2 separate regions of the Homo sapiens genome follow, and region 2 is linked to region 1. The links are chromatin contacts, found by Hi-C in ENCODE. All regions are on one chromosome and are shown on one strand. The core of a region is the stretch at or near the end of the contact, and the rest is flanking DNA. Distances in the headings are between cores, read along the strand shown. Region 1 holds the start of LINC02265 (long intergenic non-protein coding RNA 2265). Region 2 overlaps ATP8A1 (ATPase phospholipid transporting 8A1).

Evidence for each region. Hi-C counts contacts between places; a loop is a spot of excess contacts on that map. Pooled maps may share reads with other maps.
Region 2: a loop to region 1 is called in a map of GM12878, with 7 times the contacts of the local background. The contact joins the enhancer-like site here to the promoter of LINC02265 in region 1. A Hi-C loop is called at or near these places in 1 of 168 maps with a recorded cell type or tissue (GM12878), 5 of 37 single-sample maps with no recorded cell type and 5 of 50 pooled maps.

Annotation. Positions count from the first base shown.
Region 1 is chr4:40,305,935-40,308,805 of GRCh38, forward strand. It overlaps LINC02265 (long intergenic non-protein coding RNA 2265), which reads left to right and starts at 1,251. Exons shown (of 4, transcript NR_121641.1): 1 at 1,251-1,552; 2 at 2,343-2,394. RefSeq lists enhancers at 1,671-1,720, 2,291-2,420.
Region 2 is chr4:42,627,033-42,629,732 of GRCh38, forward strand. ATP8A1 (ATPase phospholipid transporting 8A1) reads right to left here. Exons shown (of 37, transcript NM_006095.2): 2 at 1-77. Among named protein-coding and RNA genes, the nearest start is that of ATP8A1, 29 kb to the right of the region's middle. Within about 2 kb of position 1,324, at least 15 of the 41 ENCODE cell types and tissues checked have a DNase peak (open chromatin) inside an H3K27ac peak, as active enhancers do; they include GM12878, where a contact is called at or near this core.

The DNA.
Region 1 (2,871 bases), core at 1-2,500:
TACGATTTAGTATTATAGCAACTTTTTTTAAAAAGCAGAAGTGCTAAGAAAAGTTAAGGAACTCAACAAAGCTTGCATCGCTAGGAAGTAAAAAGCCAGAATTTTGATTTAAATCTAATGACCTATGTTTATTCCATATTATGCAGCCTCTTGGATGCTCTAATGCTGGCCTAATCAGGAGAAAGAGGCAAATGAGATCACGGTCAAAACTGCTGGGGAAGTCAGGTGCAGTGGCTCACGCCTGTAAACCCAGCACTTTGGGAGGCTGAGGAAGGAGAATCACTTGAGCCCAGGAGGTCAAGGCTGCAGTGAGCTATGATTGCACCACTGCACTCCAGCCTGGGTGACAGCGTGAAACCCTGTCTCAAACAAACAAGCAAAAACTACCAGGATTGAAAATATCTGAGTGAGGAAGATGGTTTGTAATGGAGGCAAGCTAGCAAGAAAAGAATGTGGGGGAGGGGTTCTATACCTGCATCAGATCATCTGAGGGCCCACAGTGCAGCTCCGTGGGCTCTGAGGGATTGTGTAAGAGGCAGCTGGCAGATATGCATGGGGTGGGCTGATCTGGCAAAAAGACGAGATAAATCTGAAAAATACATTTTACAGTGCTCTTTACACTGAAGAATCTTGCAGAGTAACTGGTAGATATGATAAGGGATAGAGAAGGAATTACTGCTTAATAGCTAGCCAGACACTGGCATTAAGGTTTCTGCATATTTAAATGGGTGTGCTTTTCCCATCCCTGACAGATTCTTTTGTTTTCCCCTACGTCCTTAGGTTCCTCTTTTATACAAATGGCCTCTATGTCCATTCACACTGTTCTGCAAGATCAAAGGAGAAAATAATTCCCAAAGCAATGTTCTGGGACACTGAGGGTCATCAAACATCAAGTGAAATTTGATCAACTTGCATTTTTATGTATTATCTCTTACCTTTTGCATCTTCAGAAAGGCAGTTTATCTTTATTTTCATTTAGTGGTAAAATATTTTCTAATAGCATCAGTGAAATCCTGTTGAAAGTCAATGGCCAGCTTTTTAGACATAAGACAAATGAGAGTTCTGTTGGGCACAACAGAACTGCTAACAGGTCTTTCACTATATTTCTTTCTCTCTCAGCCATTGATGGGTGTCTGACACCTCCAAACTCCCTCTATGCTGGGCTGATTAGAAGTGGAGGAGTTGTCTAAGATGCAACTGTTTGAACTTCAGCGGTGGAAGGTTGGGCAGCTGGGCCCCAGGTGTGTGCATTCAGACTGTAGCAGGAGTGATGCCCTCTCCCCGTGGTCCATCAAGCTCTATCTATAAGATGAGTCTCAGGAGACTGAGTACCAACCTCTAGACAGGAGCAGGGAGGGATATAAAATAGAAATGTTGACAAGGCAAAGAGAATGATGCCCCCAAGGCCACTGTGGTTCTACAGACTTATGTTTGTGCTCGAGTTAGAGCAGGATGAGGTTGGAAATGAAGCTTACAGAGTTACAAGGGACGGCGGTAGTTCCAGAAAGGACAGGGTCATCTGGTTTTTGGAAGGCATCTTGGAGATTTCATCGTACGTAAGCCATCCAGAGCTAGTATGTGGGCTGCATGATGTTGGGGACTTGCTTTCCTCCTGTCTTTTTGCTCTACTGTTCTCGATACAGAACTTCTCCCTGTGAGGTCCGATGGTAGTTAGGGAGCAATGGTGCTAATAGGAGGCTTTGTTAATGAGAACAGGGATGCCTGCTAGATTTGGGGTTAGAAAGGAAAACAAAGAAATGTGATGAGGTCCTAGTGTCGTTGGCAGCTGGCAAATTCATTACATCATCAAGCTCTCTGACTTAAGTCTCTTGCCTACCTTGCGCTGGTTAAAACGAAAATGTAGCCCTCAGCGCCGCAGAAAACAATTCTCCAGGGCTGTGACCATGGGGTGCCAGGGAGGAAGTGAAACTAATTGGGCAAAGACTCTTCCTGTCTGTCCATTCCTCTGTGTGGCCCTCTGGTAGAAGCAAGGATTTATGCATGTTGGGCTAGATATGAGTGAAAAAGGGGAAACATGGTCTGAAGGAGGACTTTGGGGTCAGGAATAGTCTAAAGTTTAGCAATTTTCTTTTGCTTTAGGAATCGCTCTTTGACCTCATTTTTTTTTTCTTTTTAAGTGAAGTTTCCAAGCAGAAAAGGCAGTATTTGCCAAGTGCTACAATTCACTCTAAGCTGATTGGGTTCTGAACACGAAGGCCCTTTTTACTCTCACAATCATTTAAAAACAGTAGTAGTAAGTGGGGTGTTTTCGCACTAATTTACAGGTTCCTCATTTGTTGCTATGATGACCCCCTGAGGCCGGAATTGTTATCCTCTTACAGATGGGGCAGTTGAAGCTCAGAGAGAAGTGGCTTGACCAAGGCCCAACGGCAGGTGAGCAGCAGAGTCTAGGGTTTTATCTTTCTATCACACCTGTCACCGTGGTGCCCGGGGATGAGCAGTCACTTCAGATAAACGTTGAGGTTTCTGTTACCAGCCGTCCTCCGGGCCCAGTGTGATTAGTCTACTTTGCTCAGCTTCCTGTAGGTGTGTTGTGATACTCTGTAGATACTTTATTTCCTCTTCTCCCCTAGTTCGTCCAGAAATACAAACTGTTGAATTTCTTTATCATCATTTTAGAAGTGATAAACATTCCCAAAAGGTATGTTATTTCTGCCATGGAGTTGGCAGTCTTTATTCATGCAGAATGCATTCTGGAGTGTTTTGTTTTAGTGAAAAGAAGACATTCTTAGAAATTGAAGACAAAGAGGAGAGGAAGTGAGCCCGCAGGGGGCATGTTCCCATGGGATTGGGAGTCAGGCATCTTTAGGTATCTCTGCTCCCTTCTCCTCGGGAGAAAGCAAGGACCAC
Region 2 (2,700 bases), core at 74-2,573, 2.3 Mb after region 1:
GTTGATGAAAATAGTCCTTACTTCCTCCTGGTCAGCCAGTGAGGTCTTCTCTGAAACATCATCTGTCTTCTCATAACCTTAAAAAGAGATCTTCTTATTGTACAAGAAATGTTTTATTGTCCAGACCAAAAACAGATTTCATAACTAGTCTAGAATATGAAATCTGTTAAAAGCTACTTGCTTCCCCTTAACTGTTGTTTCTTTTATAATAAAAAGTAACATCCCCATATTTAACATTTCTACTAGATTTAAAGGGCAGCATTTAACAGTCATGTAAAAACTGAGCCATATCAAAAACAAGACATAACATCAACTTTCCATTTCCCCCGTAAGTGTTCAACTTCTTTCCTTCCACTATATAAAAAGATGCCCAGAAGTAAACCTTAATTTTAAACTGGTTTAAATTACAGTTTTAGGTAAAACTAACAAGGTAATTTAAAATATAGTCAAAAATTAAAGCATATGCATTTAATACTTTTCTGGGTTTTTTCCCAGATGAAGACAGAAGAAAAGATAAATAGTAAGGTTTAAATAGAGAACTGCAACAATGATCCAACTCACTATCATCACCTATTTTTTTCTCCAGTTAGAATTCATGTTCACAAACGAACTTTAAATTTCTCAAGAGCACTTCAAGTCATCTCATAATCATTGAAACAACAGGATACATTCAACTGGGTACTTTGTTGCAATGTTGACAAACACTTTAAAAAATACATACAAGTTCTAGAACAGAATATCAACAGATAGTATTTTAAACAGCTTTTTGTGTCTTCTAGTGAAAAATCAAAGGGGTGACAACAGTACTGTATCTCCAAAACCCATTTTTCTTCTCTTTTCTGCCTAGCCAATGCCAACTCCTCCCATAAGACCTGCTGACATGTGGTTTCTTCTGAAGTGTTCTATGATGTTCAAGTTAGGTAAAACGTCTTTGGGTTTCCACAGCCCTCTGAACCTCCCCACTCTTCAGCAAAACACTTACCAGAAGGTTTTGTTGCTGCCTGAGTCAGGTTCCCCCTACCAGAATGGGAACTCCCTAGGGCCATAGAGGGTGTGTTATTCATCTTCTCAACACCAGTGCCAACAAACAGCAGGTACCCAATGTTTGCCGAATACATATACCCAATGAAAAATGAGTGGTTGACTGTTTTTTGGGGGCAAGAAAAGCTGCTCCACCCACTGATGAAAAAACAACTGTTGGCCAAGTGCTGGTAACAACTATGTGAAAAGCTGGCCTGTGGGGTTTGTTATAGTATGAAACCAGAAAATCACTGAGGTGTTCTACAAAGGTGAGAAGCATGAGCACAGGGACTGGGGTGTGAGAAACGGTGTCATGTGTGCAGGGGAGAGCAAACAGGGCAGTGCTGCTGGAGCACAGACAGAAGGCGGACGAGAAACCACGCTGAGGAAGCACGCAGGCCAGGTCCCAGAGGACCCTGCGCTCTGCTTGGCAGCCAACCACTGAAAGCTTTCCAAGTAGGAGGGGCACAGGGTGAGAGGCACATTGTATCCTTATCACCCTGGAGGTCACATGGCTCCGAGTAGATTCTGTCACACCCATTTTGCAGTTTCAGACCCAATCAGCAGCTTTGCTCACAGTGTTTCCCTACACCATGTTCTAAACACATACTTTTCCCTCTAGTTTTGTATAATTGAAATTTCACACATGGGTTATTGAATAGAGGGAGATCAATCTTTAAAAAAAATTGAGTCCTTTATTAGGTCTTCCTTCGTGGTAGCATGAAGACCAGAGTGTGCTGTTCCCCGCCTCTGGATTAGAGAGAGAGCCTCAAAAAAACCAGCTCTTCACTCCACTCTGAGCTGATGTTCTCAGGTTGTGTTGTATTTACTTTATATAATGGACTTTTGAGTGTTGTATCTACTTTATGTAATGGGACTTTTGAGGGCCCCGCCCTTGGATGTCCTTAGCTGAGGAACTGGGTGTTACTCCATCCAGACACACCTACTTACATTGAGGTCTCAAACGCTGCTGGGAGAGCACTGGATATTGCTATCCACTGAAAGCAATTGGATACTGCATCTCCCCCTCAGATATTAACTTGTATTCAAGAATTTCTGTGGGGCAAAGGATTTTCCTTGAACTAAAGGGACTGGAATTAACCCCATCCCTTATGTGGGAATCAGAGTAATTAAAACAATCCTAATGGATTAGTAGGGGCCCAACCTAGGTCAGATAATAAGGGATCTTTAAAGAGAAAACTCACCAAAATGAAGGGGAAAATCTAAACTGTAAACTGTTGCCAGGGGTAGGACCATCGAAGAGACTGGATGGCTCTGAGCACAGGATTTCACAGACAACATAGGCTTTCTTTACCCAGGCATTACAGAAAAGCTTTGGAAAGATATTGTACATGAAGCTGAATGTATGCAGAACGCTTCGCTCTGTTGTGCCCTGACCAGGTGTGATACTGAGGAAGGGAGATCTGCACTGAAAGCAGGGAGTGAGGCTCTCAGCCAGTGGAGCTGGTAGGCACCTCTCCCCTGTCTCCTCAGCAGTGACATGGAGAGCCATCAGGCACCTGAAGCCCACTCCCAGAATGTTTGAAGGCCAGAGATTGCAGGTATCACCTTCTGTTATGTATCCAATTCTGTTTACTCCTAGCAGGTGACAGCAAGCTAGCAGTAAACAGGCACAGCAACCTCAGAGGTTCTCAGAAATATCTCAGTGAACATACTTGA